Regions from separate parts of the Homo sapiens genome. Here region 2 is linked to region 1. The links are chromatin loops, found by intact Hi-C in ENCODE. Cell type or tissue: heart left ventricle. All regions are shown on one strand. Links, peaks and the distances in the headings refer to the core of each region. The heading gives the core; the rest is flanking DNA. Region 1 holds the start of LOC124904921 (a long non-coding RNA gene). Region 2 holds the start of LOC105372637 (a long non-coding RNA gene).

What was found. A loop is a pair of places that touch in the nucleus more often than their neighbours do. Peaks named below come from ENCODE experiments on the same cell type or tissue, not always from the same donor. Only the 100,000 strongest peaks of a DNase experiment are listed, where the experiment ranks them.
Region 2: it touches region 1 in a loop (2.0-fold over the local background); 3 of 110 quality-filtered maps call a loop at or near these places.

The regions. Positions count from the first base shown.
Region 1 is chr20:47,787,262-47,803,528 of GRCh38, forward strand. LOC124904921 (a long non-coding RNA gene) reads right to left here and starts at 9,988. Exons shown (of 3, transcript XR_007067619.1): 1 at 9,897-9,988; 2 at 9,683-9,779; 3 at 79-155. It overlaps LOC107985401 (a long non-coding RNA gene), which reads left to right and starts at 4,874. Exons shown (of 2, transcript XR_001754648.3): 1 at 4,874-5,191; 2 at 11,196-12,610. RefSeq lists enhancers at 12,966-13,585, 16,233-16,267. In heart left ventricle, for the core only: no CTCF peak of the experiment used is centred there; a DNase peak (open chromatin) is centred at 8,208.
Region 2 is chr20:47,947,324-47,963,590 of GRCh38, forward strand. It overlaps LOC105372637 (a long non-coding RNA gene), which reads left to right and starts at 3,487. Exons shown (of 7, transcript XR_936793.2): 1 at 3,487-3,601; 2 at 4,434-4,522; 3 at 6,378-6,511; 4 at 9,417-9,530; 5 at 9,665-10,340; 6 at 10,698-10,813; 7 at 10,940-11,727. RefSeq lists enhancers at 3,914-4,473, 5,086-5,586. In heart left ventricle, for the core only: no CTCF peak of the experiment used is centred there; no DNase peak of the experiment used is centred there.

The DNA of each region.
Region 1 (16,267 bases), core at 3,422-11,421:
CCTTGCACTTGCTTTTCCAAGTCAGGTGCTGGCCCTACCTTTGGCATCACTGATAAGGCTGAACAGCTCCCACCTTCTTTGCCCTGGGACAGAATGTCAGGCTTCACCATCATAGACCGAAAAATAATGGAGACCCCTCTCCTTCCGCCTCATCTCTGCAGAAGGACATATATATCATTTAGAATTTTCTAGTAGTGGCATTAGAAAGTAAAAAGAAACAGGTGAGGGCCGGGCACAGTGGCTCACGCCTGTAATCCCAGCAGTATGGAAGGCCGAGGTGGGCGGATCACTTGAGTTCAGGAGTTCCAGACCAGCATGGGCAACATGGTGAAACTCCATCTTTACAAGAAATACAAAAATTAGGCTGGGCATAGTGGCATGTGCCTGTGGTCCCAGCTACTCGGGAGGCTCATGTGGGAGGATCACTTTGAGCCTGGGAGGTGAAGGCTGCAGTGAGCCATGATTGTTCCACTGTACTCCAGCCTGGGTGACAGTCAGACCCTGTCTGAAAAAAGCAGGTGAAATTAATTTTAATATTAATAATATAGTTTACTTAACCTAGTATATCCAAAATCGATCTCTTCAACATGTAATCAATATAAAATTAATGAGATATTTTTACATTATTTTTTCTTACTAAGTTTTGTAATCTGGTGTACATTCTAAACTTACAGCACATCTCAATTGGGACCAGCCACATGTGGCTCAGGGGTCCCATGCTGGACAGTGCAACTCTGGCAGGTTCTGCGGTCAATGGCTGTTTCCACCGGGTCATTTCATGTAATCCTCCTGACAATCTTTCAAGCAAACTGATGCTCAGAGAGATAAAGGGTCTTGCCTATAGTCAAAAACTTGGCCAGTGGGATTTCAACCCTTTTGATGCTGTCCCTGGTTTGGGGACATGTACCCCACTGCAGAAGCAATTTTCTTACTGAATCCTCAGGGCCCCTTGGTGGTGCTTCTGGGGCCTGGGGTGGTGGAGGGAGGCCCAGGAATGGGATCTGCCTCCCTCCTACTTTTTATGTTGGGTTCTGGAGAATATTTCAGGGGTGGGGAAATTTCCACGGCAAAAAAAGTCTAAAAAAAACCCCACTGCATTACCACACTGTGCCCTTAGGTCCTCGAGTTCCTGAACATGGCTCTCCCATACCCATAAGGATCCTGCCCACAATGTTTCACTCCATCCTTCTCTGCTCGTCAGGTAACCCCAGTCAGAGAGGGGATGCTTACAATCCCTTCTTCTGGGGCTGTGGGCCTGGCGGACACGTGGCATTTGCTTATCTTTTTGGATATGTTGTTTCCATTGTTGCTGGACATTACCAAACATGGTAACGTCTATGTTGGCCCCTTATCCTTCCTTAAGTAGACGGGGACAGATCTTGTGTGTGCATGCATGTGTACCTGTGTGTCCGAGCATGTATGTGTGTGTTCATTGTAGGCAGGTGCTATGGGTCATGCGTTTTAGTCTGGACTTACTGGCTCAGACACCCATGAGGTCAGAGGGTCTGCAAAGCTCCTCTGGCCGTGTTTCTTCCCCATAATTCCCAGCAAACTCCCTGGTCCTCTGGGTTCAAGGCCTCAGCCTGTTTTCCAGGTCCTTCCAGGCCGGTGGGGACCGCAGGCCCCGTTACGGAGCTTGGAGCTCAGTGTCTGCCTGGGATACATGAGGGGCCCCGAGGGCTCACATGTCCCCCAGCCTGGGAAGTCACTCAGCCGGGCCTCGGTGGGGCTCAGCAGAATCCTGGGCACCCCCACGGCCTCCTGATACTCCAGCCCCTGCCGCCTCCACCCACACGGAGACAGCTTTTCTCCTCCCACATCCCTCATCCCCCATGACATCTCTTGGTATGATCCTGACCATCCTAGCTGGACAATCAAGCTTTTCAAGCTCCTCATGCCGCCCCATTCTCCCCAGCATTGTTGATTTAACCTCAGGGGGACCTTTCTCTTGACGCCTCCATGCCTCGTTTCTTCCCTCTGCAGATTCTTTGGCAGCCCTTTTGTGCAGAACAGCCATCCGGTTCTATCTCCCTTGCAAGGCCGGAGTTGCTGTTTTATTCCCTTGACTCATATATAACAATAAAAAAAATCATTCTTGCTATGTGTTTCTTTATCTCCATCAAGTGGTTGAAACTCAATCTGATTGTCCGAGCACTTCTGGCTGGATTTGGGTTGGAGTCGATGGGATTTTATGAGGGTTGTAAAAGTCAAGCTTTTAACATGTCTCAAACAAATTGGCGTGTAAAGGAGAAACGTTAGAAGAAGGAACATGGCTGCAGACGGGAGGCTTGGGAATGCTAGCCGTAGTACTGGGGCACAGGTGGCTTTAATAATGCACACAAGTTTGGCTGTAAGTTGCTTCTACAAGAGCAGAAGAGGCTGCAGAACCACTCTCAGGAGGTTGAGATCAAACTTCTCGGCTCCTGAGTGCACACAGTTTTGCATGGCTTTTAAAATACAGATTCCAGGATCATCCATAACAATATAAACCTGTGGTTAATTCTGCTGAATTTTCATTTAGACCCAAGCTGTGTTGTCAGTAGAAATGCAATTGCGTTAGAGAAAAACTGTTTATATTTCTTGAGATACTGTGATAATGAAAAACAGTACCATAAACCCCCATTAAGTAAGAAGAACATTAATTGTATTTCATGCTGCCTCCCTGGGCCAGCACGCTGACACAGACATGCTTTACTTCAGCAAAACACGGCTAATCTTTGCAGCACGGTACCCATTTTCCCCTTTAATTATACATAATTGTATAGTCTAATTTATTCTAACGCCTGACGCCGAAAAGTGCACATTTATGAATCAAGGGTTAGTTTGGGAGGGAGGAGAATTATAAACGGGTATAATTGCAGTCTCCTGGGGGCTGCTTATGAGTGATTTCAAAGAATGATGATGTTTATTCTGAATTCTTACCAGTGAAAGACAGTAGGGCTGCCTCCAGTTAAGATACTGTTCTAAGAACGCAGATAACAGGACAATTTGTCTAGTTGCTTACCACACTAGTGGTTTTCCTTTGGATAAGCAGGCAAGAAAGATTAAAGATGTGGGTTCCACATATTTTGTGATGTGATGAAATCCAGGCACACAGACAGCATCAGCAAATGTGCAATTGAATATTAAAATGAGTAATGTGGCCCCAGGCAGCACAGCTGCAGATCTCTGTGGACAAGGGAGAGTGCTTGGAACTCTGTTGGATGATAGTTTTCTCAGGGGGAAAAGCAGGATCCATTTGACCATTAGTGCAATTCACTTTAGGGCTCTCTCTGGAACAGTGCATCTAGTTTTGCAATCGTATTTCAGAAAAATCACCTTTAAGCTTTGATCATAATTAATTAATCAATTATGATGAATGTTGATGGTGATTTAGTAAAAGTGGAATGATGACTTAGGGCCCCCCCAGGGCTGAGGTTTCTAACGAACCTAGGCTCTGCCTCCACTGTCTGGCCCCTCCTTGGCTGATCTTCCCGGGCCTCAGTTTCATCTTAAGAATGAGGATAATATCGAGGACATTGCTGGCTGTCATGTGGATTAAGTGAGATTGATAAAGGTAAAACGCACACACAACGCCTGGCTGGAAGGTACACAATGAGTGTTCACTAAATCAGAATTGGAAACATGCTGTCTTGTGCTCCTGAGAGAGATACTCCTTCATGGTCTGCAAAGCCAGACTTTGAAATCCAGGGCAGTTGAGGCAATGATGCCAAAGGAAACCAGATCACGCCACTCTTCAGCCTAAAATCTCCTCCTCTTAGATGGAGACGCGATCCTGCTCCTGCCTGGCACTCCAACATCTTTCGCTGCTGTCTTGCTTCCATTTTTATTATGACAATTTCACATGGAAAAGTTGAAAGAATAGTACAGTGGACACACTTATACTCTCCACCTAGAATCAACAGTTGCTAATATTTTGCCATGTGTGCTTTATAAGTTGCAGAAACATTTGAGAGGTGGTTGCAGACATGATGACACATTACCCCTCAGGACTTGGGCAGGCATCTCCTAAGAATCAGTTGTTTTCCCAGGTGACCTCCCTATTATTATCACACCAAAGGAAAGGAACAGTAATTCCGTAATCACTCCCTTGCTCACAGAGACACAAAGGTATCTTTCACTTTGTTCCTCAAGCCTTTTCCTGCCTCAGGGCCTTTGCACTTTCTGTGGCCTCTCCCTGGCATCTCTCTCCCCAGATTGTGCTCCAAAAACTCTTTCTCATTACTTGGGTTTCAGCATAATGTCACCCCTTGGGAGAGTTTGTCCCTGTCTGTTTCACCTAAAAATGCTTCCCAATCACTCTATCCTCCCTCCCCATTTTAGCGTCTTCCTATGACATACCACTATCTGAAATTCTGGTTTTATTTTCTGTCTGTGACTGCGGTCTATGTCCCCCTCCCCACTCCCCACCCACACTACCTGCAGGAGAGCAGGGGCCGTGGCCATTTGTTCACTGTTGTAGCTGCAGTGCCCAGAACACTGTCTTGCATGGAGTAGACACTCGACAGATATTTGTTAAATGAAGGAATGAATATCCCATATGTGATGTTTTCAAACAGAAGAGGTGGTAAAATGGAGGGACTGGACCCTAGTTTTTAGAGATAAATCCACACAGCTTCAATCCCAGTGCTACCACGCACCAACTGTGTGTTACTGTGGGCCTGTGTTCCTTAAACTCACCTGCCAAATAGGGACAATGACAATCATCTCTCCACCTTCTAGGACTGTTGCGAGTTATTAATGAGCTTATATACCAAGAGCGTAGAACAGAATCTGGCATCTAACGCCAACCTTTCATAAGCACTTACGATTAATGTTGAATAGGCTGGCCAGAGGCCCATGATTTTAAGCACCACTGGCTGTTCACAGGCTCACACAGAAACTGTCTCCAAGCACAATGCCCCTGGGAGAACTTCTTGGAAGTGCTGATGCTGCCCTGTGTGAGACCAGCTAGGTCAACATTTGCCTGGAAAAAGCTCTGGTTGTTTACAGCAGGCATCTGGGCTGATGAGTCAGGGCCTGTGGTTAGACATTTTGATTCTCACCCCTGAGACCAGCCCTTGGAAGCTCACACAGGAGCCGAGGCAGGGAACCTGGAGAGAAGAGGACAAACAGAGACTTCCCTCTGCTAAATGAGAGTGAATCCGCTGGCAAAGGTCTGACTCTGCGGATTCCCTCCCACTCCACTCTGGTAGGTAGACTCTGTTGTGAATTTTACCTTATTACTGGCCTGTACTTTTTTTTTCTTTTTGGCAAGGTCTTGCTCTGTTGCCCGGGCTGGAGTGTAGTGGTGCAATCATGGCTCACTGCAGCCTCGACCTTCTGGGCTCAGATGATCCTCTCACGTCAGCCTCCTGAGTTTCTGGGACCACAGGTGCATGCCACCACGCCTGGCTATTTTTTTGATTTTTTTGTAGAGATGAGGTCTCACTACGTTGCCCAGGCTGGTCTCGAACTCCTGGGCTCAAGCAGTCCTTCTGCCTTGGCCTCCCAAAGTACTGGGATTATAGGCATGAGCCACCATACCCAGCAGCCTGTACATTTTTAAAAAGAGAATATTTGGTACTGGATGTCCATATGCAGGGGCATGTAGGTAAAGATGCTTTTCAGCTAAAGCTGCAATAAAAAAAAAATGAGTTAGGACTGGGCGTGGTGGCTCACGCCTATAATCCCAGCACTTTGGGAGGCCGAGGTGGGCAGATTGTCTGGGGTCAGGAGTTCAAGACCAGCTTGGCCAACATGGCCAACATGATGAAACCCCATCTCTACTAAAAATACAAAATTAGCTGGGTGTGGTGGCACATGCCTGTGGTCCCAGGTACTCGGGAAGCTGAGGCACGAGAATTGCTTGAACCCGGGAGTCAGAGGTTGCAGTGAGCTGAGATCGCACCACTACACTCCAGTTAGGAAACTAACAGAAGTCTTGGAAATTTTGACGATAAAAATTGCATTTAACTGGAAATAAATAAGGTAGTCTACCCAGGAAAGTGTGTATGTAATATAGGTAATGGGATGACCGGCTTTAATGCAGTTGACTCAGCTAGCATTTCTACTGTACTGGGTGGAACGGTGTCCCCCCGCCCCAATTCATGCCAATCCAGAAACTCAGAATGTGACCTTATGTGGAATTGGGGACCTTGCAGCTGCAGATAGTTAAGATGAGGGTGTAATACTTAGATTAGGGTGGACCCTAATCCAATGATTGGTATCCTTCTAAGAAGAGAAAGTGGGGGCCAGGCATGGTCGCTCATGCCTGTAAACCCAACACTTGGGAGACCAAGATGGGTGGATCACTTGAGGTCAGGAGTTTGAGACCAGCCTGGCCAACATGGTGAAATCCCACCTCTATTAAAAATATAAAAAGTAGCTGGGCTTGGTGGTGTGCACCTGTAATCCCAGCTACTAGGGAGGCTGAGGCAGGAGAATCACTTGAATCCAGGAGGCAGAGATTGCAGTGAGCCAAGATTGCGCCATTGCACTCCAGCTTGGGTGACAGAACGGGACTCTCTCACAAAAAAAAAAAAAAAAAAAAAAGAGACAGAGAGAGTGGGGACGTAGAGATACAGGGAAGAAGTTCATGTGAAGGAGGAGACAGAGATCAGAGTGATGCTTCTGGCAGCCACCAGCAGCTGGAAAGACCCTCCCTGGAGCCTTTGGAGGAGTGTGGCCCTGCTGGCACCTTGATTTTGGACTTCTGGCCTCCGGAACTATGAGAGAGTCAATTACTGCTGTTCTGAGTCACCCAGTTCATGGTTATTGTTATAACTGCTCTAGGAAATGGATATGCCCATCAATGAGTTGGGGCGGCGGGGGGGGCGGGGGGTCACTCCTCTTCTCCCAGGGTGAATGAGTGATGGTGACAGTGGAAAGAGATGTCCCCACGGTGACACCAGAGCAGGAATCTCAGCCCAGGCCCCAAATCAGAGATTCTGATTTAATGGTTCAGTGATAGATCCAGGCCTGGGTATTTTTTTTTTTAAAAACAAGTTTATTGAGGTATAATTTGCATACCATAAAATTCACCCATCTTAAGTGTACCATTGAATGATTTTTAAATGTCCCAAGTTGTGCAACCATTACTGTCATCTGGTTTTGGAACATTTTCAGCATCCCAGTTCCATCCCTTACGGGCATGGGTGGTTTTCAAAGCTGCCTAGGTGGCTCCAGCCTGCGCCAGGGCTGAGAACTCCCGCTCCCTGGGGAGTCCTGGGGGAAAAGGAGAGTGGTATAAGGTTTCCCCAGAGGTGCTCAGGACTAGTTGACCCTGAAATAAATGTGTAGGTAACTTCAAAACATGCCAGTAGGCATCCACAGAAGCAGTTTTGGTTGCGGTGGTGGGGAGAGGGTGGGAGGCCGGCTGCCGAGGTGCATGAAAGCCCATCTGGGCTGTGGACAGTGTCTGGGGAGGGGGTGACGAGGGAGGTGCTGGTCCCATTTCCACCTGGCTGGAGAGAGCACTGTGTCCACTCCCCAGTGCATACATCCTATCTGCCCTGGAAGTTAGGGTGGGGGGATGGGAGATGGGAACTGGGGTTGCTAGCAGGGAGTCAGTGGGTGTGAGGAGGCCCAGCCTGGCCCCTGCATGGCCCAGAGTCAGGTATGTGAGGCTCACTGTTCCAGAGGAGTGAAGCACCACCCCCAAGAACACATAGTAAGGCTAACACAGGGGAGAAGAGGACCCAGGGCTTTGACTCTTTTATTTATTTATTTATTTTTGAGATGGAGTCTTGCTCTGTCGCCCAGGGTGGAGTGCAGGGGTGTGATCTCGGCTCCCTGCAACCTCCGACTTCCTGGTTCAAGCAATTCTGCCTCAGCCTCCCAAGTAGCTGGGATTACAGGCACACGCCACCACGCCCAGCTAATTTTTGTATTTTTAGTAGAGATGGGGTTTCGCCATGTTGGCCAGGCTGGTCTCAAACTCCTGACCTCAAGTGATCTGCCCACCTCGGCCTCCCAAAGTACTGGGGTTACAGGCGTGAGCCACCGCCCCCGGCCTCTACTCTTGTTCCACCTTGGCGCAGCTCCCTGAGCCCTGTACAACCCTGGACAGAGGCTGGGGCCAGCTTGGTCCTGATCAGCACCCAGGGCCGGTCTCTGCTGGGCTCCTGCTGGAGCATTTCCTTGCCTGCCTTCCAGCAAGACCTTGCCTTGCCACGTGAGTCTGACCTGAGCAGTGTCTTCTGTCCGTCACAGCCTGGTCCTCTGCCAGGACTTGATGGAATCGCTGCCCACTTGGCACCCAGGTCTGTCCTCACCCTGCGATGGCTCTTGGGTGACTCATCAATTTGTGCTTATATCCGGTCGTCTGTGGCTCTGGCAGGTCCTGGTACCCACAAGGGCTGGGCTGCCAACCAGGCTTGCAGCAGAGGCCTCTGGGGTGAGCCTGGCTTATCCTAGTCGGTTCCCCTTCACCTCAGAGCGAGTGATTTATGAGTATCACAGCTACTGCTGATTGAATATTCACTGCACATATATGGGACGTCAGCTCTGAGTAGCAGATCCTTGTCGGTAAACGGACTCCCAGATCTCCCCCAGCCTTGGATCCTTTCAGGACCACTGCGTGGATCACATGTGAGTGTGAATGTAGAACAGAAGGATAAGGCATTTTCTTCTTCATTAATCATATTCCATGCTAGCAACCTTCCAGAAGTTTCCCCTGTGGCTAAGGAATATGTAACAGGTACTGGCTGTTTGCAGCTGCATTCACTCAGGGTCATAAGGCATCACACGCCTGGCTATTGGAGTTCTCAGCCGGTGGTGTCTGTTTAGGCGATTAGTGAATTAAGGGCTTGTTTCTTTGACTTCAACAAGGGACCACATCCCAGTGGGCAACTAACAGACACTATTTGGGATGGATGGCCACAGGCTCTCTGTGTCAGCGGTGAAGACCCCCAAACAGGCATTGTTCTTGGGTTATCCACAGGCTGAGTTCTGACCCTGCAGTGTCACTGCAGAGCAGGGAGCCAGCCTCCCCGGGAGGACAGGCTGACAGGGAAGACACCTGAGCTGCTTTGTAGGGGAGCTGCTGTCCTGGTAGAGAAGGGGCTGCTTTGTGTTTTGTGTTTTTTTTTTTTTTGTTGTTGTTGTTTTTTTTTTTTTTTTTTTTTTTTTTTGAGTCTTGCTTTGTCGCCCGGGCTGGAGTGCAGTGGTGCGATCTCGGCTGACTGCAACCTCCGCCTCCTGGGTTCAAGTGATTCTCCTGCCTCAGCCTCCTGAGTAGCTGGGATTACAGGCGCCTGCCACCACGCCCAGCTAATTTTTTGTATTTTTAGTAGAGATGGGGTTTCACCCCGTTGGCCAGGCTGGTCTCAAACTCCTGACCTCGTGATTTGCCCACCTCGGCCTCCCAAAGTGCTGGGATTACAGGTATGAGCCACTGTGCCCAGCCTGCTTTGTGTTTTGGAGGCTGCCTGCATGGGTTCCAGGAGGGTGTTTTGATCAAGGTGACTTGAGGGTGCAGCAGCCTTGGACATCTTTGGTGACATGTTCATTTATCCACTCATTTGAAAAATCTGTTTAAAGTTGCCACCAAGTCACAGTAACTGTATCAAGACCCCAAGGCCCAAAAAGGTGACTTTCGTGACCCCTTGCTCCCAGGGGGCCTAGAGTCTAGTGAGCAAAAAAGATACAAGTGAGCTCCACAGAGTTTGTGACAGAAAGTCTTGTATTTTCCACCACCTACCTCCTTTTTCCCTTTGATTGGTTTGGGTGGTCACGTACCCAGCTCAAGATCACTGAAGCCAGTGGTCCTCGAAGTGTTGTCCCTGGACTGGCAGCATCTGCATCACCGGGGAACTTGTTAGAAATGCCAAATCTTGGGCCCCATCCCAGTCCCACTGAATCGGAAACTCTGTGGGTGGGGCCCAGCCATCCCTGCTTTAACTAGCACCGCTTACCCTGCGCCAGTCATATGCGTGGGCACTTGACTGCTTCTTGCCAATGAGATGTCAGGAAGTATTTGCTGGGTTTTGGGGAAGTCACTTTCTTCCTGTTAAAAAGGCCAGAATCTTGGAAGGAGGGGGCCTGCCTCATGCCCCCTTCCTGCTGCTCTATGTGTGGTCCTGAGCGCACATATGCATGGCATTGAAGAGTCAACGTATGGCCAGGAAGGGCAATGTCACTGTCACCAATCGGCTGAGCCTGACTGAGCAGAAAAGACCAGCCCAGGGAGTTCTTATTAACAAGACAGCAAATGCTTTCATAACATTGCTACTTGTAGCCAAGAGCACCCCCAACTGATCCAAGTTCATGAGGTTGATAATGATGTAGGTATGACCAGAACATCTCCCTGGCTTATTATGATGTTGCATAAGTCCTTTTCTTGCTCTGTATCTTTGTGACATCTGTAGTTCAAAAACCTTGGCCAGACCAACTTACACCCTTTACGATGGCTACTGTCAAAAACCAGAAAATCACAAGTGTTGGTGAGGCTATGGGGAAATTAGAACTCTTGTACACTGTTGGTGGGAACGTAAAACCTTTGGGTGCAGCCACTGTGGAAAACAATATGGCAGTTCCTCAAAAAATTGAACATAGAATCACCATATGATCCAGCCATCCCGCTTCTAGGTATGTACCCCGAAGAACTGAAAAACAGGGACTTGAAGAGAGATTTGTCTCCCATGCTCATAGCAGCGTTATTCACAATAGCCAAAAGGTGAAAGCAACTCAAGTGTCTATAAATGAATGTTTAAGATGGTAAATTTTATGTTTGTATATTGTATCATAACTCAACATTTTTTTCCATGTCCATAGAAATGAAATAATAAACTTCTTTAAAATTAAACTTTTTTTTTTTTTTAAGAAACATGGCTGGGCCTGGTGGCTCACACCTGTAATCCCAGCACTTTGGGAGGAGGCCAAGGCCGGTGGATCACTTGAGCTCAGGAGTTTGAGCATGGGCAACATGGCAAAACCCTGTCTCTGCCAAAAGCAAAACAAAACCATAGGTTAACTGGGTATGGGTGCACGTGCCTGTAGTTCCAGCCACTTGGGAGGCTGAGCTGGGAGGATCGCTTGAGCCCAGGAGGTCAAGGCTGCAGTGAGCCATGATTGTGCCACTGTGCTCCAGCCTGGGCGACAGAGTGAGACCCTGTCTCAAAAGATAAACAAGTAAATAAAAATAAAAAAAGAAAAAAGAAACATACATACACGACTCTTAAAATCCACACCCTTTCCCTCATTTATGTCTGCAGGGCGATGGTCACTGTTGTTCTTGCCTCTCCTCTGAGTTCCGGTCTCATTTATCCAACAGACATCTTGACATCTCCACCTGGATGTTTTGAAGGCAACTCAAGCCAGTGTGCCTGGGTCTGAACTCCTGACCTTCCTTCCCAAACCTGCTCCTCCTGCTGTGTTTGCCTTTGGAGTGACTGCCACTTCTATCCATTATAAGTCAGAAATCACCTCCTCCTCAATCTCCTTCCCTGGCTTAATCCATTTCAAATTCCTTGTGATTGTCCTTCCTAAATACCTGCCAAGGGCGGCCACCCCTCCAGTCACCTCTGACAACTGCAGTGGTACCCGACCCAGCTCCCTGTGCAGACCAGGGCACCGCCCACATCCACGTTTCACGACAGGAGCCAGAGTGAGCTTTTCCAACTGCAGATCTGATTGATTTCATTCTAGTTTCACTGTCAGCAATCAATGCCATATGAAAATATTTCACAGAAAAATCCAACCCCTCCCATTATAAATTGCCATGCAGGCTTCTTCTGGGTTGATTTCTCATCTAGTTATAAGGGCCAAGCTGTCTTCTGGGTCTCTTTGGACTGAGTCTCTCAGGTTTGGGGTCTGACCTTGAGGGTGGGTGGGACAGATGTCACTGATGGTTGATGCCTTAGTTTGGGTTGTCCCAGGTGCAGATTCCGAGACAAGAATTTGAGAGCAAGTAGTTTATTTGAGAGGTGACCTCAGGAAGCTCTGGCAGGGCTTTAGGAAGCGCAACAGGAAAGGGAGGAGGCCAATTCAGGGCGTAGTATTCAGCCAGCTGGTGCAGAGGACAGCTGGAGTTCAGTCCCATGGAGAAATCACACACAATAGAGGAATCCCAGGAGCGAGGGACAGGCGGTATTTATACACCAACTCCTATGAGTTATTACTTGGGGGTTGTTGGAGGTGAGTGTTAATCCCCTGGCACCTCCCACCTGCCACAGGTGTGGGTAGAGTGGACTGCTGAGGTCATGGACAAAAGCCTGCAGGCAAAAAGAAGAAGATATTGGCAGTTAGAAGTGGCTCTGAGCCTGCTGGAGGGTTCCAGGGCTATGTGGAGGGCACGAACAGCATCTGCTCCCCTGGGGATGATGACAGGTGACACTGGGTGACTCAGATCTTCTTGCCATAACATGGAGACACATGGTTAGAAAGCCAGTCCATTGTCTCAAGGAGAAGAGTCCCAGTTTGGTGCTAATAATCTTAACACCTTTCCAACACTGTTCATCTCCATCTGGAACCAAGAAAGAGCCAGCCTTGGGCCTAGTGTCTTTGGTAGGCCGTCGTATGTACCTACCTGCAATTGATGATGTTGCTTTGGTTTCTACTTAATGTTTTCCAATAAACTTAAGCATATAAAGTTTGCTGTTGAAATAAATTTATATAGTTAAAAAATAAATTGATCTTTAAAGTGTTCAATGCCATCCCAGGCTGCCCTCCATGAGACAGGTGGCAGGCAATGCCTAAATCAAGGGGACATAGTGCACGCTCTGCCATGGGCATCTCAGGCCTCTGCCCTCTGGGTTCCAGCCCCTCTCTAACCTGGTTCTCACTTCTCCCTGTCCACTCTATCCACCAAAGCCGCCTTCTCGCTCCCACTAAGTACGTTCTTGGCTCTGGCTTTGTTCCCACCCCACCCCTCTTCCCTCCTTTCTTTTCAATGTCCTGCTCATGCTCGGAGGCCTGACTCCAACACCACCCCCCCCACCCCACCTGAGTCCCCGACCACCCCCTGCAACACACTCCCAGTGGGAGCTGAGGGCTTCCTGCTGGGGCCACCCCCACTCCAGGATTATTTCATGCTGGTGCTCTGCTATTGACTGTTGACAGGTGGGTCCCCCACCAGCCCCGGTGCTTTGTGGGAACAGAGTCCTGGCCCTCTCTGAGCCTGGCCTGGTGCTGTCTCAGAAGAGCCCATGGTCTGTGCTGAGCCAGTGCAAGAGCAGAGTGGACCGCAGCTTCCTCCTCCACGGCACTCCCGAAGCCCCTCGGGTGACTCCGGCCAACCAGGTGTTCCAGCAGAGAGAAGGAGGATTATGGGTGTGACTGTGGCCCTTGTCCTTCCACGGCTCAGGCCGCACTGTGGGAGCTGGTCGCCTTTTAGCCTTTTAGCACTGGTCCATCCGTTTCTTTCCATTGCCCCGTGGAGTCTGTGGCCTTTTCTCCGGGTTCTGACTGAGACCAGAGTCCAGCCTGCCTGGGGGCAGTTGTACACTGCCTTGAGTGCCTGGTGACAGGGTGACAGCACTGCCAGCGTCTCTGGGTTGGGTTTGGGGAGGCACCAGAGGCCTGAGCAGACGGCTGGGGTTGGTTATGGCTGCTGGGAAGGGCACAAAGCCAGGAGTGGGTGGGGCAGGGAGACCATGAGGAGCCTGTGCAGCCCGTTTTGTCTCAGCAGAGGGGCGAGTCCCAGTAGCTTCCCCGGGCCAGGGCGTCAGCTGAGTCCTGGCAGTGCAGGCAGCCCCCAAGCTGGGCATCTGGGCAGCAGGGAGGGGGGGGAGCTTCAGGGAGGACGCGGTGGGTAGCACGTGTCTCAGGGGACACGTGTGCGTGTGAGAGGGTGACAGTGTGTGTATATGTGCGCCTATGAATGTGTATGTGACTGTGTGCGTGAGAGTGAGGGTGTATGTGAGTCTGTACATGTGTGAATGTGTGTATGTGTGTATGTGAGTGTATGAGCCTGTGTGTATGTATGCATGTGTGTGTGAATGTATGTGTGAGTGTAGGTGTGTTGGGGCCTGTGTGCGTGTATGTGTGCGTGAATGTGTGTAAGTGTAGGTGTATGTGAACCTGTGTATGTGTGTGAGCCTGTATATGTGAGCATGAGCCTGTGTGTATGTGTGTGTGTGTATGAGTCTGTGTGTGTATGTGTGAGACTGTATGAGTGTGTGAGCCTGTGTGTAAGAATGTATGTATGTGTGTGTGAGAGTGTGTATGTTGGGCGTGAGAGTGTGCGCATGTGTGGGAGACAGAGTGTCTGGAGGAGGCAGACAGTGGGATATGGGAGCAGAGAGAGCAAGGCGACCTCCAAGGAGAAACGGTGTCTGGGCGACCCTGAGAGCCTGAGATGTGGCCTGGGGGTTACCATGGACGGAAGGGAAGTAGGGGGGTCAGGACGACTCACGCTCTGGTCCTTGTCACTAAAAGTCAGAGCAGCTGAAACTCACCAAGCATCACTCACATCAGACACTGGTCTAAGCACCTTACATGCATTCTCTATATTTTTATTTAACAAATACTTACATCGAGCTTGCCGTGTGGAGGCACTGCTCTAGTTGATTTACAAAACGAAACAAGAAGCGTCGAAAACACATCGAATCAACAAAACACCATCGTGAATTCTCGCAACTGCCCTGTGTGGGAGGCACTGCCGCTACCTCCATCTGCAGAGGGGTAGGGGAGCCTGGGAGCTGGTGGGCGGAGGGCCGGGTGGGGTGGAACTGGCATCTGCCTCCAGGGCTGGGCTCCTCCCATTGCTGATGCCTGGGTTTCACTGTGCTCGTAAAAGCCACGGGTCAATTATGCTTATTACCTGTTCTGCAGGTGAGAAAACGAGGCACACAGGGGTGAGCAATTCGCTCAGCTTGAAAGTGGTAGAACCAGGACCCAGCCCAGGCCATGGCTCGGGACCCACTCTGTAATCACTCACTGGGGGCCCCGCAGTAATGAGCTCTTTGAAGAAAGGTGAGTCACTGACCTTGGCTGTGCCTCAGTTTCTTCATTTGCCAAGTGGGGCTCTGCTGCCCCTGCCTCTGCCCTGCTGACTTGCAAGAAGAGTGAACGAATGGAATTGGATGAAGGCTTCCGGAAACTTCCATCAGGAAAGCGCCCTGGCCTGGGAGAAAGCCGGTCCTGGCCGGCTTTGCCTGCAATGCCCTCAGTGGCCAGTCACGTCCCCTCCTTGGCCTGCAGGTTCCTCACTGGAGCGGGGGTGGCCCGAGATGAACCCTCAGATGCACCAAGCCCCACACCTTGATTGTCCAGCTCTGTCCTGATGGACAGGGGAGCTGCCTGCGGTGACTGTCCAGGAACTGGGTGTCTGGAGACGGGCAGACCCAACCATTTGAGGCTCGTTCTAGGAAGTGTGTTCAGTGTGGCCAAGCTTGGTGACTCTGGGGCTTCTGGAATGGTTCCCATGCCAGAGAATTACAAAAAGATCCTTTGTACTGAGAAGAGAAAGTACAACTTATTCTCTTAGGGACACCTTCCTGGAGGGACACCAGACAAGAAGTCCAGGCCCTGGAATCAGATGCCCTGGGCCAGGCAGCTTCTGTCTCCCCGAGTTCTCTGCGGAGGCAGCACTCTCAGAAGATTCCACGGTTTAATCACACTCCAGCTCTTTTCAGAGCACCTTCTACGTGCCAGGCATGCTCTAGGCACCAGCGATGCAACTGTGGATGAAAAAGACCAAGGCCCTGTTCTCGGGGAGCTGGCGGGGTGGGAGGGGCAGTGAAAAACAAGTACAGCCTGCCCCCGCAAGTACAGTCACATAGACATATGTGTGTATGTGTGCACATATACTTGAAATATCAAGTGGCTGGAGGGTTTACTTTAGACTGGGGGATGTGGAAGTCCTCTCTGAGATGCGCCCCCTTTGATCAGAGGCCTGAAGGAATTAAATGAGTCTTCCATGTGCACATCCAGGGGAGGAAGTTTCCAGGCAGATGGACCCGCATGTGCAAAGGCCCTGTGGTGGAGTGTGCTGGGGGTGTTCTAGGAGGGTCAGCATGGAGGGAACAAGGAGAAGAGCTCGAGCTGAGGTTATGGAGGGCCTCATGGGTCATGGCAAAGACATCTGGGTCATATTCTGAGATAGATGGGGTGGGGTTTGGCACAGAGGACTTTATGTATTTTGCCTTAATATTTTAAAAGGATCCCTCTGGCTGCCTGTGAGCATGGATTGTGCAGGATCAATGCAGGGAGTCGATGTAGGGAGACCAGCAAGGAGGTGATTGCCACAGTCAAGAAGGGATGATGGACGCCCAGGCCTCCGTATTCGGAGCGGTGTGGCCAGGCGATAGCATGGTAGCCATCATCACAAGCTAAAGCCAGCAGG
Region 2 (16,267 bases), core at 3,784-11,783, 160 kb after region 1:
TGGAAATATTATAAACAATAGAATGTTAAAGCTGGAAAGGATCTTGTGCTGGTTCTTAAGCTACTGTTTCTCATCCCCAAACTCAACCTTTTAAATTTCATTCTATAATGCTGAACCTGAGACTTTACATTTATTCTTCATCAAGTTTGTTTCTTGCTGGGTTCCATCCACTTGGGATAGCAGCCTGGGCCCAATCAGGGGATAAAAACCACACAGTGATTTAAACAGAGAAAATGTTACGTAAGTAAATATTAAACTATGATAAAAGAATAACTGTAGAATATTTTAAAAAGTATATATGGCTCCCTAAGGCTAAGAGAATGAACCCTAGGAAGGACAAGCTTGGAAAAGGGCCCCTTCCTATGGATGGGGTTTAGAGCTTCTTGTAGAAGGTCATTTGCTGACCCCTGGCTTAGCTTATTGGTATACAGGAAGAGCACCTAACACAGTCACTAATATTCTAAAGTCATCAATCCCTTCTCTCCATCTCCACTGTTGCCATTTTGGTCCAAGCCATCATCATCTCTCAACTGACTATTGCAGTAGTCTCCTGACTAGGCTCTTGGTTTCTGTCTTGACCCTGTATTAGGTCAGGTTTCCTAGAAGCAGAGCCTATGACAGATGGCTTATGCATGTGACTTATTGAGAAGCTACTCCTGAGAGAAGGGAGTGAGGGTGCAGAATAGGTCAGGAAAAAAAAGCTAAGCAAGGAAGGAGAGTAACTTCAGCCTGGTCCCATGGAAAGCCCGGGAGCATGAACTGTACCCCAGAGGTCCCAGTCTGAGGCAGGGGGCTGGCATTTGCATCTCCATGCTAGTCATTGGCTATGGGCTGCCCTAGGATGAGCATGGGGGTTGCAGCTTATTGGACAAGGAAGTTCTCATGTGGCCTAGGGCAGTACTCTGGGGAGGGGGACACCTGTGAGCCATTTTCAGACACCACTCAAAACGGCTGGGGCAGGCCGGGCGCGGTGGCTCATGCCTGTAATCCCAGCACTTTGGGAGGCCGAGGCAGGAGGATCACCTGAAGTCAGGAGTTCAAGACCAGCCTGGCCAACAAGGTGAAACCCCGTCTCTATTAAAAATTCAAAAAATTAGCTGGGCATGGTGGCGGGTACTTGTAATCCCAGATACTTGGGAGTCGGAGGCAGGAGAATCACTTGAACCTGGGAGGGGCGGAGGTTGCAGTGAGCTGAGATTGTGCCATTGCACTCCAGCCTGGGCAACAAGAGCAAGACTCTGTCTCAAAACAAAAAACCAACATAGTTGCACATGCTCAGTAAGGGGGATCCACGCAAGGGTCTGATAGCATCCACACCCGCTCCAACCGTCTATTAATAGACAGTGGTCAAGGTGGTCCTCCTCTTCAAGTTCAGGTTCAGGTTCCAAGACAGAATGGGTCAGTCTTGTAATGGGGACTGTGAGATTTGCTGGGCTGCTGTAGGATCTGCCAAGGGACATTAGAAGAAAGGCAGGAAACCACACTGGGGTTAGAGTCCCACAGAATTTTATTTCAGCTCTGGCCCTTTCTGGCTGTGAGGTCTTGGGTGAGTGTCTTCTCTCTCTGGATGCATTTCATCACCTAAACATGGGACACCCACACCTGCCCAAGGGATTAGCTCTGGGATCATCCTCTGAAGCCCACCACTGCTGCTGCTGCTTCATGCATTGGCACTAATTTTGAATGCCTTGTTGGATGTTCACATAGGTTAAAAAGCTGCTTGAAATGATCTGAGCCCAGAACTGAAATCCATTTTACATAGAAATAATTTTTATTTTATTTTATTTTTTTTACTGTTTTAAACTGAGTTTTACCACACTGTTCCCATGGTGTAAACTACGGGAAGATTGTACTCTGTTCTTTTCAGGATTTATTCAATGTTGCTCACCTGTTTGAAAAAAATCACCTTACCAATGGCAGAGCCTCTTGTGGTGTCTGAGTTGCCCAGAACAGTACAGCTGTAGTCAGTCCGCATCTGTGACTTCGTTCACTGTGATTCTGCATCCAAGTTCAAGCATCTGATGACATAATTACACGGTCTACCTTAGTAATGCCAGGTGTATTAGTCTTCTCAGGCTGCTATGAAGAAACACCCGAGACTGGGTAATTTATAAAGGAAAGAGGCTTAACTGACTCACAGCTCTGCAGGGCTGGGGATGCCTCAGGAAACTTACAATCAAGGCGGAAGGGGAAGCAGGCTTGTCCTCCTTCACATGGTGGCAGCAAGGAGAAGTGCAGAGTGAAGTGGGGGAAAAGCCCCTTATAAAACCATCAGATTATCCTGAGAACTCATTTACTGTCACGAGAAAAGTATGGAGGTAACCACCCCCGTGATTCAGTGACCTCCCCCCAGTTCCCTTCCATGACACGTGGATATTATGGGAGCTACAGTTCAACGTGAGATTTAGGTGGGGACACAGCCAAACCATATCACTAGGGCACTTACATGTTGAACTATGTTTTGTTTTATTATAAATTCCTTTCTTTTTCTCTTTATATCCCTCTGGGGAAATTACATTGTTTAAGAAAATGCCTGTAGCTAGGTTATATTTTCTATGAATTTCATTTCAGTTGAGTAAAGGGAAAGTGATAAAGTATTTGTGTTAAAAGCCTGGCATTGACTCTGACAGAGTCGAGAATCACACATCTACAAAGAATTAGCAACATCTTCTCTTTCCATAGGAAACCCATAGCCTCACTGAGAGACACCTTGGAGCTCTTTGTTAGTTTGAGCCACATTTTACAAGGAAGGACTCTTTTCTGTCCTCTCCCAACTGCTATCCTTTGCTAGGACTCCTTAAGAGGGAGTATTTTCCCTCTTAAGGAGTCTGCTGGGGACCTGTGTAATCATTTAGCCCACATCCTGGGCCATGTCAGCTCTCCTGGAATTGTCCCTACTAGCGTTGAGTGTGGCTGTCTTACTCCCCTTTGCTGGAGGAACAGACCTGGACTTCTGCCAAACTGAGGTCCCTGCCTGGTGAGTAAGTAATTTGTTTCCTCCATAGGAGATGGAGCGACAATCAAGAAACAAACAAACACATTTTTTTTTTAAAAGGCATAAAAGCTTAGTCATGCAAATCAAGGCAGAGGAGAGAGGGTAAAGAAAATGGCCTTATTCATATTCTGCAACTTCAGCACGCCCTGGCCCATGGGCCGATTTCTATTAAAACACTCAGCCTAGAGCAGCCAACACTCCGGCTCATTAATAAAGGTTTGTCCCAAGTGGAGTAAACACCACCCGTTCCCAGGACACCCAGAAGCAGAAAATTAACCAGAGGTGAACTGGGTCATTAGCTGCTGCACAATATGGGTCATCCTAGATTAATTTAGTTCCCTTCAACTGGAGGCTCAAAGAGAGTGACCGGTTCTCATAGCGGGGAACAGTGACTTAGCAGCGTGTTGAGGTCTCTTGGATACCAGGCCAGGAGCTGCCATTATGATTCATGGCGCCTCTGACATCACTCAGTGGTTTTGTGATGCAAAGTTCACATGTCTGAGCACACATAAGGGACTCTGTGAATATGTGTGTATTTGTTGTGTGCATGCCCGCAGAATGGGATACAGAGACTCACTCTATTCATCAGGGATTTGTTTTAATCAGGTATGGTAAGACCCCCAGACACAGAAAGTACTGTCATCCGGGAAGACATTCATTACATTCTAGGTCCCGAGAAACGGGAGACATGGCATGCTCTGCGGGGCCGCACGGGGAACCCTGGGAACCCGGGAACCGTGCTCTGCGGTCCGCACGGGGAACCCGGGAACCGTGCTCTGCAGGGCCACATGGGGAACACTGGGAACCCGGGAACTGTGCTCTGCGGGGCCACACGGGGAACCTAGGAACCCGGGAACACGGGAACCGTGCTCTGCAGGGCCACATGGGGAACCTGGGGAACCGTGCTCTGCAGGGCCACACGGGGAACCCGGGGAACCGTGCTCTGCAGGGCCACACGGGGAACCCGGGGAACCGTGCTCTGCAGGGCCACACGGGGAACCTGGGAACCCGGGAACCGTGCTCTGCAGGGCCACATGGGGAACCCTGGGAACCCGGGAACCGTGCTTTGCAGGACCACATGGGGAACCCGGGAACCCGGGAACCGTGCTCTGCAGGGCCACATGGGGAACCCTGGGAACCCGGGAACCGTGCTCTGCAGGGCCACATGGGGAACGCTTCCTTTCAAGAGGAAGAGGGAGGAAGTGAGACATGAGCAAGAGACTTTATTGAGGAATGAATGGATAGGCAGTCACCAGGCTCAGGGTTGTGAGTGTGAGTCACTTCAGCAGGCTCTGGGACATAGGGGCTGTTCCTAGTTGTCTGGTACCTGGCCCTGGAGAGGGAGAGCCCAATAAAAGAGGTGGTTGGGGCGTGTGGGCTCTTGATTTGTTTTTCATTTGCAAGACATGCTCCAGATGAGTTGTTTCCTGTCTCTTAGGAATTGGCAGGCATGGGAAGAGCACGCTGTCCAGGGTCGGCAAGGCCTGGAAATGTCAGAGCATCAGAATACTGAAAATAAAAGACATGGTCAGTACTCATACATAGACATGACACACACATATACACACATACGCAGACTCACACATGTCAACAGCTGAATGAAAAATGTCTTTCATTCCTGGAAGCAGGAGTCATATCACTTTCTCCAAAGCATGTCTTTTTCTATGCAATGGTGTGCTTTAGGTGCAAGAACACTCGAGAAGCGGCAAAGATAAAGTTAAACAAATCCAAGTGTTATAATTCTGCATTATGCATATGTTTTGACTTTTCATCTTTTATTCAGAGAGTAAGATAACCAAATAGAGTAAAGGAAGCCCAGCCAACCAGCTCAGTTTCATGTGGGCAGAACCAGCAGGAAATTGAAAGGGGAGAGAAGCCCCTTGCCAAAGCCGCCTCCACTTGCACTGGGAAGCCCACCACAGGCCACCACCTGGGCTGGGAGATTTGTCAGCAGGCGTTGGCCTGTGACAGTCACACTTCCTGCTCCTCAGTCTGAGATGCCCCAACCAGATGGCGGAGGCCCGATGGGGAAGGAGCAGCCTCCACGGAGGCCCGCCTGGTTTTCCAGCCTTGGACTTGCAGCCGGGACATGAGGGCTCCCTCCTACTCTCCCACCCCTCCTGCTGGTGAAGCAAGCCCCTCCTACTCAGAAGGGAGCTTTCTCTGCCCTGGAAGATGCTTGGAAACTTGGCTTCCAGACGTGCAGGCGCCAGGGGCCTGTCCACTCCTCCTCCCCCTTCTCCTGGACTCACTGACCTTCCTTCTGTGCCACAAACAGCCAGGTTCATTCCCAACCCAGGGACCCTGTGTGACTGACCATTCTCCTCCTGGATGCTGTCCCCAGCCCTGTGCATGGCTGCCCCTTCTCACCTTTCAGGGCTCTGCCAGGTGCCACCTCCTGGGTGAGCACTTCCCTGGCCACCCTGTCCCCAGGAGCCCTCTCCACCAAGGCACTTCCTAGCATCTCACCCCATTTCCTCTTCTCAAGATCCCTCATCACCATCTGAAATGAATTTGAGCATGTGTTGACTTGGGGAACATATCTCCCCCTCCTTACCTGTGTGTGAGCTCCAAGGAAAATCAGTGTCCGACCTGACTTACGAACCTGTGTCCCCAGAGCCTACAGCGATACCCAGCCCAGAGGTGCTGGCTGCACATGATGCTGATGACTCCTAGGGTGAGCCTGGCATCTGAGTCCTGGGTTCAAGTCCTGATTCAGCTGTTCCCAGGCACCTGACTTTGGGAGAGATGCCTCCTCTCTGGGTCAAGTTTTTTTCCTTTGTGGCATGAACCTATATTCCAATATCCATCAGTCACGACTGCTGGGGCTCAAAGACCAAGGTGACATATGTCAAGGTGCTTGGCCAACTCAGAGAGTTGTGCAAAGAGAAATGACCACGTTAAGTTGCTGGCCCACGCCTGGGTAGAAGTCAGGGAATGGGCTAAGGAAGAGCATGGTGATGGCCCGCCTGGCGGAAGTCTGCAGTGTGTGGGTGTGTGTGTGCGGATGTGTTTGTGCATGCGTGTTATTAATGTTGTTTAATTGCCATTCAGGCTCCATAAATAGTAGCTAATTCTTCCTATGTGCCGAGTATATACACTCACTTAATTCTTGCAACAGCCCTGAGTGGTAGGCACTGCTGTTACCACATCATCCCCATTCTGCAAATAAGGGAACTGAGGCAAGGGAGAAGAAATGACACAATCTCCTGGACCCTCTTGATGCCATTGTGGACAACAGGCCGCCTGAACTCACGTTTCCAGGCTCTACTTGGCCATTTCTGTGACTCTAATTTCCCCAGTCAAAGCTTAAATTCATCACGCTGGTGTCCCTTGAGGATAAAAAAGTGATTAATTTTCTGCAGCTCACTTCTCTTTCTAGGTTAAATCTATTTTGGTGGCGAGGCTGGGGACACTGGGAATATGATACTGATCAATCTAGAATGTGTGGAGGAGTGGACAGCAGTTTTTAATCAGACAAGACCTTCAACCCCGGCACAGACCATCAATTGGCAGGTTCTCCTGGGACATGGACGTGGTGCATGGGGCTGCGTTCACCTGTGGTGGGGACATGTCAACTCGTTCTGGGGTTTCAGGGCTCCACTTGAACAGAACCAGTTCTCGTGACACTGTAGGCAGAAGAGAGCAGCACATGTCACATGGGGCTGGGGCTGAGGTCTTCTGAACACCCTGAAGGGGCATCTCTGGGTTTCACCTACCTGGATAGTTTCTCTCTGTTTTCCTAGTTCTTAGCGGGCTTCCCTTGTGGGAAACAACCTTCCTCCACTATGGTTTTTTTTTGTTTTTTGTTTTTTGTTTTTGAGACAGGGTCTTACTCTGTCACCCAGGCTGGAGTGCAGTGGCTAGATCAGGGCTCACTGTAGCCTCGACCTCCCAGGATCAAGCGATCCTCCCACCCCAGCCTCCCTAGTAACTGGGATTACAAGTGTGCACCACCATGCCCAGCTAATTTGGGTTTCGCCATGTTACCCAGGCTGGTCTCAAACTCCTGGGCTCAAACAACTCACCCACCTCTGCCTCCCAAAGTGCTGGGATTACAGGCATGAGTCACTGTGCCTGGTGCCCCCTTCCCCAACTCTTAATCCCCCAACTCCCCAGCTCCAAGATTGGCAAGTGACCCAGACCCAGCCAATCAAACATACTCTGTGATGGCATCAGGAGGTGGGTTCGTGAGCCCAGCTTGTCTGATCTGAGTCAGTCCCTGGACCTCTGCTGGGGAATTGGGGAAGAGGCTTCTCTTTTCTACTGACCTTGCTGGGCTGATGGGAGGATCAGGATCTGCTGGGGCATCTTTGCCACCTCATGAGAACTGTGTGACCCAGAAGGGAGCCCACCCAGGAGGACGCCAGCCTGAGAAATGGAAGAGAACCCTTCCTGATGATGTCATTTTGCACCAAGATCCAGCTGTGCCTGTAGTCAAATACTGCCGGGACATTAAGTTTCTGGAGTGAAGATATTCATGTTTTCACTCATTTAAGTTTGAGTGGGTATTCTGTCCTTTGTGATCAAGAGTGCTGCCTGATAGAGGTTGCAGTGAGCCGAGATCGTGCCACTGCACTCCACTCCAGCCTGGCGACAGAGAGAGTCTCTGTCTCAAAAAAAAAAAAAAAGTGCTGCCCGATAGATGACAGTTCCCCCTTTTTGTCTCAGTGACTTTTAGAGCTTTTGGAGGTCTCCTGTTGGGGGCCCTAGGCTGTAGGGAGGAGATTCATATTTGTCCTGTATTCTTGGGAAACCTTTGAGCTAAGATTGGACTGAAATGGCCTCAGGTGCTCTAATCAAATTGAGACCTGGTCCAATCCCTGTGGGCCCCTAAACCAAAGGTGAATAAGGTGCCTGCCTAGCAGGAGGTTGTGACCTCCAGGCTGATGGTGGGGTGAGAGCTGGGAGTCTGGATGGAGCAGATGTAGGCAGACAACAGGATGAGATTTGAAGGCCACAGCTAAGAATGACATTGAAGATCAAGACCTGTGCTGTCCTCCATGGCAGTCACTGGGCACCTGGGGTTATTTCAGTTTATATCAATGAAAACTAAATAGCTTTAAAAATTCAGTTCCTCAGTCACGCTAGCCACATTTTGAGTGCTCCATAGTCACATGTGGCTAGCGGCTGCTATATTGGACAGTGCAGACACAGAATATTTTCACCATGTGCAGAAAGTTGTACTCAACAACACGAGACAGACATATAAGGTTTTGAGTCCAGAAAACATCAAGTTGGAGAGAGGCAGTAGCAAGAAAAAAAGAGCAACAATAAGGGGGACTGTGACCAAGAGGTCCCCACTCATTCATTCCATCCTTCCTTCATTCATCTCTTCACCTCACATTGATTGAGCTCCTATCAGGCACCCTCTATGACTGCAGGCTCCAGGGAAACACAAGAGAATTACACAGATGTAGCCTCAGACCACACAGAGCTCACATTTAGTCTGAGGAGTCAGACCCTAAGGGAGGTAAATAAGTCACTAAACAAGACAATTCCAGAAAATAATAAATGCCAACATGAAAAGAGAGCAGGTAATAGGACACAGCGTCTTTGGTGGGAGGATCAGGCCTCAAGTTTGGGGAGACGTGTCATCTTTGGGCAGCTAAAAACTACAGGGCTCAGAAAACCTCAGACATACAGAAAGGAGAGGAATGCACTGCTCTATAGCCCACTCCCTGGAAGGCTGGGAAGCCCTGGTCCAGGGAAAGCACAGGGTTCTAGGAATTGGGAACGGGACCCAACCACAAGGACAGGAAGTGGACAGGGGCCTCCAGGAAGCAGAGAAGAAACGAAGCACAGAAGTGGCCATGGGGCCATCATGGAGTCTGTTTCACGGACAGAAACACAAAGGGGCTGTTAGGAACAGCCACCTCTGGCCAGCCCCGCCTGTGATTGTGACCTGACAACTCGTGGTTTGTGAAGGTTGTTTGTTTCAGAGGCATTTCGCCTCTCTGCTTTTGGAACCTCCACGAGTGGACTTTTGTCTTGGGGCTCACAGTATTTTACCCCCTTCAGGGAGGTGGCTGGTTGTAGTTTAGCAAAACAGCCACTGACATCGCTGCTCCTTCAGCCTCTGCAGACAGAGCTGCAAGATCCTCGAGGCCTTTTTAATCCCCAGAAACAAGGTTCGCAGGAGGCCAGAGCCTTTGGTGGTGGGGAGCGGAGTCAGCAGGGGGAGGGGAGAGGCCCTTCGGAGAGACTGAGCCGCCAGGCCATCGAGGGAACCTGGGCCAGGGATGAGGCACTTCAGCCCTCGGAGCAGCTGCGACAGCAGAGTCTGACCTCCCAGCAAGGGGCTCTGGCTGCGGGTTTGTTTTCTTTGAGCAAAATCTCAGAAACAAAGATGCCTGTGATGACCTCTGCACGTAGGAACTTTCCATTTCTGCATTACGCAGGGCATATGTGTGTCATTTAGGTGTTAAAACAGACCAAAATGTGTTCTCCCGCCCAGAAGCAAGCAAAGCCAACCCCAGCTGCAGTTCCCTGACAGTCCAGTGAATTCAGCCAAAGGAAATGGCCCCACATGGAGGTGGGTGAGGCCCAGGGAGGACGACTGTGGTGGGAAACTCAGCAGGCGGAAATGTTCTCTTGGTTTCTGGGCGGGCTGGAGGTTTCCCAAGGGCCGGTGAAGTTTCAGCCCTAATAGCTGCAGGATTCTCTCAGGGCAAGTGACAGAAGACCTGATGACTCCGGTGGCTCAGCGGAGAGTGCATTAATAGGCTTGACCACTTCTGCTCGATCTTCAGGCAAGCTGGGTCTGACCCCTGGACACTGTCCCCTGGAGCCCCTGGCCTCCACGTGTCCACCCACTGCCATGGTCATGGCTCCTCAGCAGGAGGAGGCCCAGCAGCCTCCAGGTGCCCCTGCCTGGTGCTAGCTGCCCACCGAAGCTCTAGCCTCACACTCTCAGGTTCAAATCCAGCGACAAGAGCGGATCCCACAAAGGCCACGAGAGTCACCCTAAACGGTCAGCTTAGGTCCTTCGTTCACTGAGCCCATCGCTGTCCAGGGCAAGTGGTGCTGGCTGGGCTAGGTCCAGCTCCCGTGTCCACCCTGGGACCTGAGGTTCAGGGTCAGCTCACCCTAGACACATGGATCGAGTGGGGAGGGTGAATCCTCAAATGCTAATCAGGTTCTGTTGTACAGAAGGGGAAGCGGAGGCAGGAGGATGCAGCAAGACCTGTTCCCTCCTCTAACGGCACTCATAGGACAGCCCAGCCACACATTCAAAGAATCTTGAAGGAATAGGATGGTTGGTATGGTTGGTGTGGAAGAAGGTTCATAAATTCTGGATTTAGCTTTGTGGGATTCAGCTGACCTGAAATTTATACCTGTGCAGGTAGGTGGTTGCTGGGTAGGGTGACCACTACTGTCTCTCTCCATCACCCAGGGCTGTTTTCAGCTCAAAGCCACAGAAGCCCAGGCATGGTGGCATCTCCGGGGGAAGTTGCCTTATTCCAGATTCACAGGTCCGGGGCGAAGGGGCCAGGCAGGGCAGGTGTGGGGCGGCAGGATATCGCCCTGGGCCTGGCTCCTTCTGCCTTTCTGCCACCATCTTCAGCGGTGCCATTACCTCGAGGCCTTCTGTGGTTGCTGGAGCTGCCACGCTCGGCCTCCTGTCTGCCTCCAGATGGGAGAGGAGGAAGGAGGAGGTGAGAGCAGGAAAGAGCTTACATAAAAGACCACATTTTCCCAGAATCCCCAGCAGCTGCCTGTTCTCCCCCTCCACTGGGCTAGAGCTGTGTCACACAGGCTGAGCGGCCAGGAAGCTGGGCACCATCCAGGGAGTGTGTGATCGTCGGGGTCCTGTTGGTAAGAAAAGGGCATGTGGGTAGACATCTGGAGTGCCTGTCATGGTCCAATTAACTGGCTAAAGGGATTGTGGGTGTGCAGCTGTTTTCAATCAAAAGTACGTAATTCACATCTTCCCAAACACAGATTCCTGCTTTTGAGTAATGAAGGTGACCAAACCACATGACCCTGTCTGCAAAGATTCCACCTGGACTCCCAGTTCCTCCAAGGAACCGTCATGTGGTTCAAATCCAATGAAATTCTCTAAATCTCCACCCTCCTCAGGGTGCAGAGTTGGCTGCTTCTCTGTGCCCCCTGCTGATCACGGCAACCCCTGGGTGCCTCGGCCTGCGAAGCCCCAGCTGTCCTCCGTCTGCAGACAAGCCGAGGTATGAAAGCCTCCTCGCTGGCCCAGGAGCCTGTCATTGTCCTCCAGCAGCTCTAGCCTGGATGCGGTCCCAGAGATAAATCATATCTCTTTAAAAAGCCACAGTGGCCCATTATTTCTGCTTGAAAATACCCCTGGCTCTCTGCTGGTGAGCTGGTTGACAGGCCCCGGCTGTTGTGCTCAGTGCTGCAAAGAGTCACGTCAGTCTGTCGACTTGTGTAGTGAGCAAGCTGGTAGCTTCAGATGGTATGCACATGAAATCCCGTCCTGGCATCCAGGACTTGGCTGGGGGTTGCAGAGAGAACCACATCTGCAAAAGAGTTGGTATTTTACAGTCCCAGCCTCACGTCCTTGTGAAATGCCCTGTTCATACTGGGCTACAGGGGCGGGAGCAAAAATGATACAATGACAATTCCTGGGCTGTGTTCTGCAATATTCTACAACACTTCCACAAGAAAACTCCAATCTTTAAAAATAGACTGAGCACAATTAAACAATCACTATAGATATTTCTTTTCTTTTTTTTTTTTTTGAGATGGAGTCTCACTCTGTCGCCCAGGCTGGAGTGCAGTGGCGCGATCTCTGCTCACTGCAAGCTCCGCCTCCCGGGTTCACGCCATTCTCCTGCCTCAGCCACCCGAGTAGCTGGGACTACAGGCGCCCACCACCACGCCCGGCTAATTTTTTTGTATTTTTAGTAGAGACGGGGTTTCACTGTGTTAGCCAGGATGGTCTCGATCTCCTGACCTCATGATCCACCCGCCTCGGCCTCCCAAAGTGCTGGGATTACAGGCGTGAGCCGCCGCGCCCGGCCCACTATAGATATTTCAACCAGAGGAATATAGTGAATCATGATCTACCCATCACCCAGGTTCAACAGCTCTCAGGGTTTGCCCCCTTCCTTCCAGCTCTTTCCCCTCTTTCTGCCAAATTATTTTAAAGCAAATCCCAGACCTCAAGTGGACATTTTCTAACAAAGTTGCAATATCCTAAACATCTCCGATGTTCAAATTCCCCCAGGTGTTGCTCAGATATTTTTTTCTGGTTGCTTTTCCAGAAATTCAACAAGGACCACACGGCATTTGGTTGTTAAGTTTCTAACTTCTCTTTGGTTGACAGTGATCCCCTCTCCTTCATTTTACTTTTAATGCCACTGCTTGTTGAATTCCTGGGAGCAGTTGCTCTGTGGGATGCCCCACATCCAGGATTTGTCAGTCTGCTGCCTCATGGTGTCATTTCAATTCCTTCTGCAGATGGATGCCGCTGGACATCCTTGCCAAGGTGTGTCAGTTTCAATTAAACCCAGAATGGGGTGTTGGAGCTCAAAGGAGCCATTGTCAAGCCATTGCCTGAGCAAAGGAAGGTGTTTTTTTTTTTTTTTCTTCCTGTCGCCCAGGCTGGAGTGCAGTGGTATGATCTCGGCTCACTGCAACCTCTGCCTCCTGGGTTCAAGCAATTCTCCTGCCTCAGCCTTTTGAGTAGCTGGGATTACAGGCATGTGCCACCATGCTCAGCTAATTTTTGTATTTTTTTAGTAGAGATGGGGTTTCACCATGTTGGTCAGGCTGGTCTCAAACTCCTGACCTCGTGATTTGCCTGCCGTGGCCTCCCAAAGTGCTGGGATTGCAGGTGTGAGCCACCGTGCCTGGCCTGTGTTTTAAGATGATTTCCTGGATTCTTGTTGAACTACCAAGGCAGGTGTTTGCTCCCAGGCTTCACCATCAAATTCCCTAACGGCTGTGTTCTGGGTTGAGTCACTTTAATGAGCTGCCCTGCCGTTCCCAGGTGAGATGTCAATTAGAATTTGCAATCCCAATACCAGGGCCACGTTCTCACCACCTGAAGAAACCCTAACAGTCGAGACAGAATGAATGAAGGACAGATCAATGGGCTGGGTCTGTACAAGCACACCCATAGGGCAACCCAAGGGCACGTTATTTTGGTCTGAGTTATCTCCTGAGTCATGGACATGAGTCTGGGAAGGTCAAGGTTCGCCTGTTATCGTTATGGAAAGACACTGACCTTATGTGCTGGGCTGTGCCGTGGGCGCCTTCTTATTACATCCTCAGAACAGCCTCAGGATGGCTCATGATTCCCTCAATCACAGATGAGGACCTGAGGCTCAGGAAAGATACATTTGCATCTTGTAGGTCTGGGTTCAGCCTGGACCCACGGTTTCCATGCTTGCCCTGACCCTTCATTCCCTCCATTCCCTCCCAGCAGCCAGTCAGTGGCTGTCCAGACATGTGCACCAGCTGTGCTGCACCTCCACCATAAAAACTCCTCCAATCACTTCCCACTGCTCCCCATGTGAACCCCAAGGGGGCTCACCCTGTCCCAGGAGGTTCTGCCTGATCCACACCCCCCACCCCTTCCTGCATCCCTGCAACCTGCTCTCCCTACGTCCTCAGTCCTGGCGTCCTCTCTGTTCCCTGGACTTGTCCAGCCCAGTCCTACCTCCAGGCCTTGGCACCTGCTGTGCCCTTGACCTGGCGTGATCTCCTGATGGCCGTTACTGGGCTGGAAACTTCTCAGTGCTCAGCTTGAGCTCAAAGCCCACCTCTTCAGAGAGGCTGTCCCCATCCACTGTGGCCTTTCTTCCCTTTGCTCTTTCAATTCCCAGTTTATTTCCTGTAGAGCAGTTTCACCCTCTTCACCAATCTTGTTTATTTCCTTGTTTATTGTGCCTCCTTTACCAGAACGTTCACCCTCTGAGGGCCTGGGCCAGGTCTGTCTGTTCACAGCTCTAGTGCTCAGAGAAGTCACTGCATAAATAAACAAATACTTTGCTCAGAAAATTGTGGATATGTAAATGAAATAGGTCTGAATAAATGAATTAAATACAAAGCATATGTGAGTCATCTTTCCCAAGTAGTCATATCATAATGTTAACAACAACAACAAAACAAGGAATGGGGGGAGAATAGAATGCCTGCCTGGGGGAAGCTGGGCTGTGTCCCTGGACTTCCATTCCAGCAGGAAGAAGTGAAAACAGACTCCAAGGATTTCCACCGGACAGTGGCATGGCCGGACACTGTTTCTATGTCTGGTCAATGGAGCAGTGCCCCATGTTATGGCTGGCACGGTGCTGCCTGCCCTCCTGGGGGCATGACGACCACGTACTGGCCCTCAGGACACGGGAAACTTTGGCTGTTTATTCTATTTATTTATTTATTTGTTTATTTATTTATTTTTGAGATAGAGTTTCACTCACTCTTTTGCCCAGGCTGGAATGCAGTGGCGTGATCTCAGCTCACCACAACCTCCAGTTCCTGGGTTCAAGTGATTCTCATGGTGCAGACTTCCAAGTAGCTGGGATTACAGGCCTGCACCACCACACCTGGCTAATTTTTGTGTTTTTAGTAGAGATGGGGTTTCACCATGTTGCTTAGACTGGTCTCAAACTCCTGGCCTCAAGTGATCCTCCTGCCTCGGCCTCCCAAAGTGCTGGGATTACAGGCATGAGCCACCGCGCCTGCCCCCCTTGCCTGTTTATCTCCTTTATTATTAAATTCCAAAGAGCTTTGGATGAATCTCTGTTTTTTAATTCTCTGTCTATCCCAGAGGATGTTTTCAGGCCTGATGGAGTCACTGAGGGACCCTGATGAGGGCTCTGAGTATCCCTGGATGGGAAGGAGACCTCTTCATCCCCAGGCACAGGGAGGCCAGCCTGTGCAGTATTTTCCTCTCCTGCATTTCAATCCAGCTAAAGGCATCCTTCACTTCCTGCTTCACTTCAGGGGTCCCCATCTCTGAAGCCAGATTCACCTGAGGCAGCTTCTTCCTTGTGACCTGACATCGCTTTTATGATGTTTTTATTCCAGAACCACCTGAGAGAGGAAAGAGAACTGGTTATAAAAAGGAACTGCTTCTCTTAATGACTCTTAAACTCCAGAGCGACCTGCCCAAGGGCAGGGAGCAGTGGGGCCCGGGGGGGTTTCTGAAAGCAGGGGCCATCCATCACCTGGCCCCGCCTCTGGCTATGTGCTGCCTTCTGCAGACCTCATCACTGCTGTGCTCTGTGGCATTTAATCAATGGCCTTTCTAGGGGTTCTGAGTGATGCTGTCTCTTGTCAGATGAGAATCCACCTGCAGCTGCCTCTGGAAGGAGTGTTCCAAAAGAGGGGGGTCCCAGCTTCTCCCTCTGCTGGGAGGGGGGAGGTCACAGGAGATGCTTTGGCCCCTGGGCAGCCCTTGGGGTTCCTGAAACTCCACAGGGGCAGTGACAACATGGAACATGCTGCGGACCAGGCTCCTCCAGGCTCAGCCCCAGAGGTGGGACAGAAGAGATGCCCAGAGCTCTGGGCCCCTGTGAGACCCAGCTCCCTTGTCCGCTTACAGCCGTGGCTCTGCCATCACCTACCTGGAACCTGGCAGCCTGTTCTCATCTCCCCTCTATCCCTGGTCATGTCAGCAGCCAAGAGGCCCAGGACCCAAGTCCTCCCTCATCCCCACTCCAATCTCCCCCAGCTCTGAGGCATGAGGAACCCCCCAACTCTTCCTGATCCCCTTGCCCCCCTCCTACTCCCTGAGCCTGGGGTCCCCTTACTATCCTCCCTCCCTTCTTTTCCCCACAGCATGGCTACCCTTGCACACGCTCGGTTTCTTGCTCATTTATTTATCTGAGTTCTAGAACGCATGCTCTGGGCAGCAAGAGCTTTTGTCTGCAGATTTTTATCTCATGTAAAACAGGCCATGGCTCTGGAGAGGGAGAAGTGCCATGGCTGGCCACTGGAGAAGTGGCTCAGGGCCAGAGGCACCTGCGTTGGGGGAACAGTGAAGGCTGTGGGGACGGGAGACCAGAGCTCAAGTGCTGCCTGCCTTTAACTTTCTGGACAGGCCATGGGAGAGGCTAGGCGGGGCTCCGTTTCCAAGTGTGGCGAGGAAGTCACTTGTCACCAGGGTTCCCTGCAATTGAGCTGCCCATTAATGCATAAGGATGTCAGCTCCTGCAAGCCTGTGAAATAAGTGCCAGGCCAGGGCTTTGAACTCCTGAGCAGCAAGGTGATTTGTATGTGCAGAGACCACTCACGAGGAGGCCCTTCAATACAAGTGTCCCCCTATAATCCGGGTTTCTCTCCAGTTTC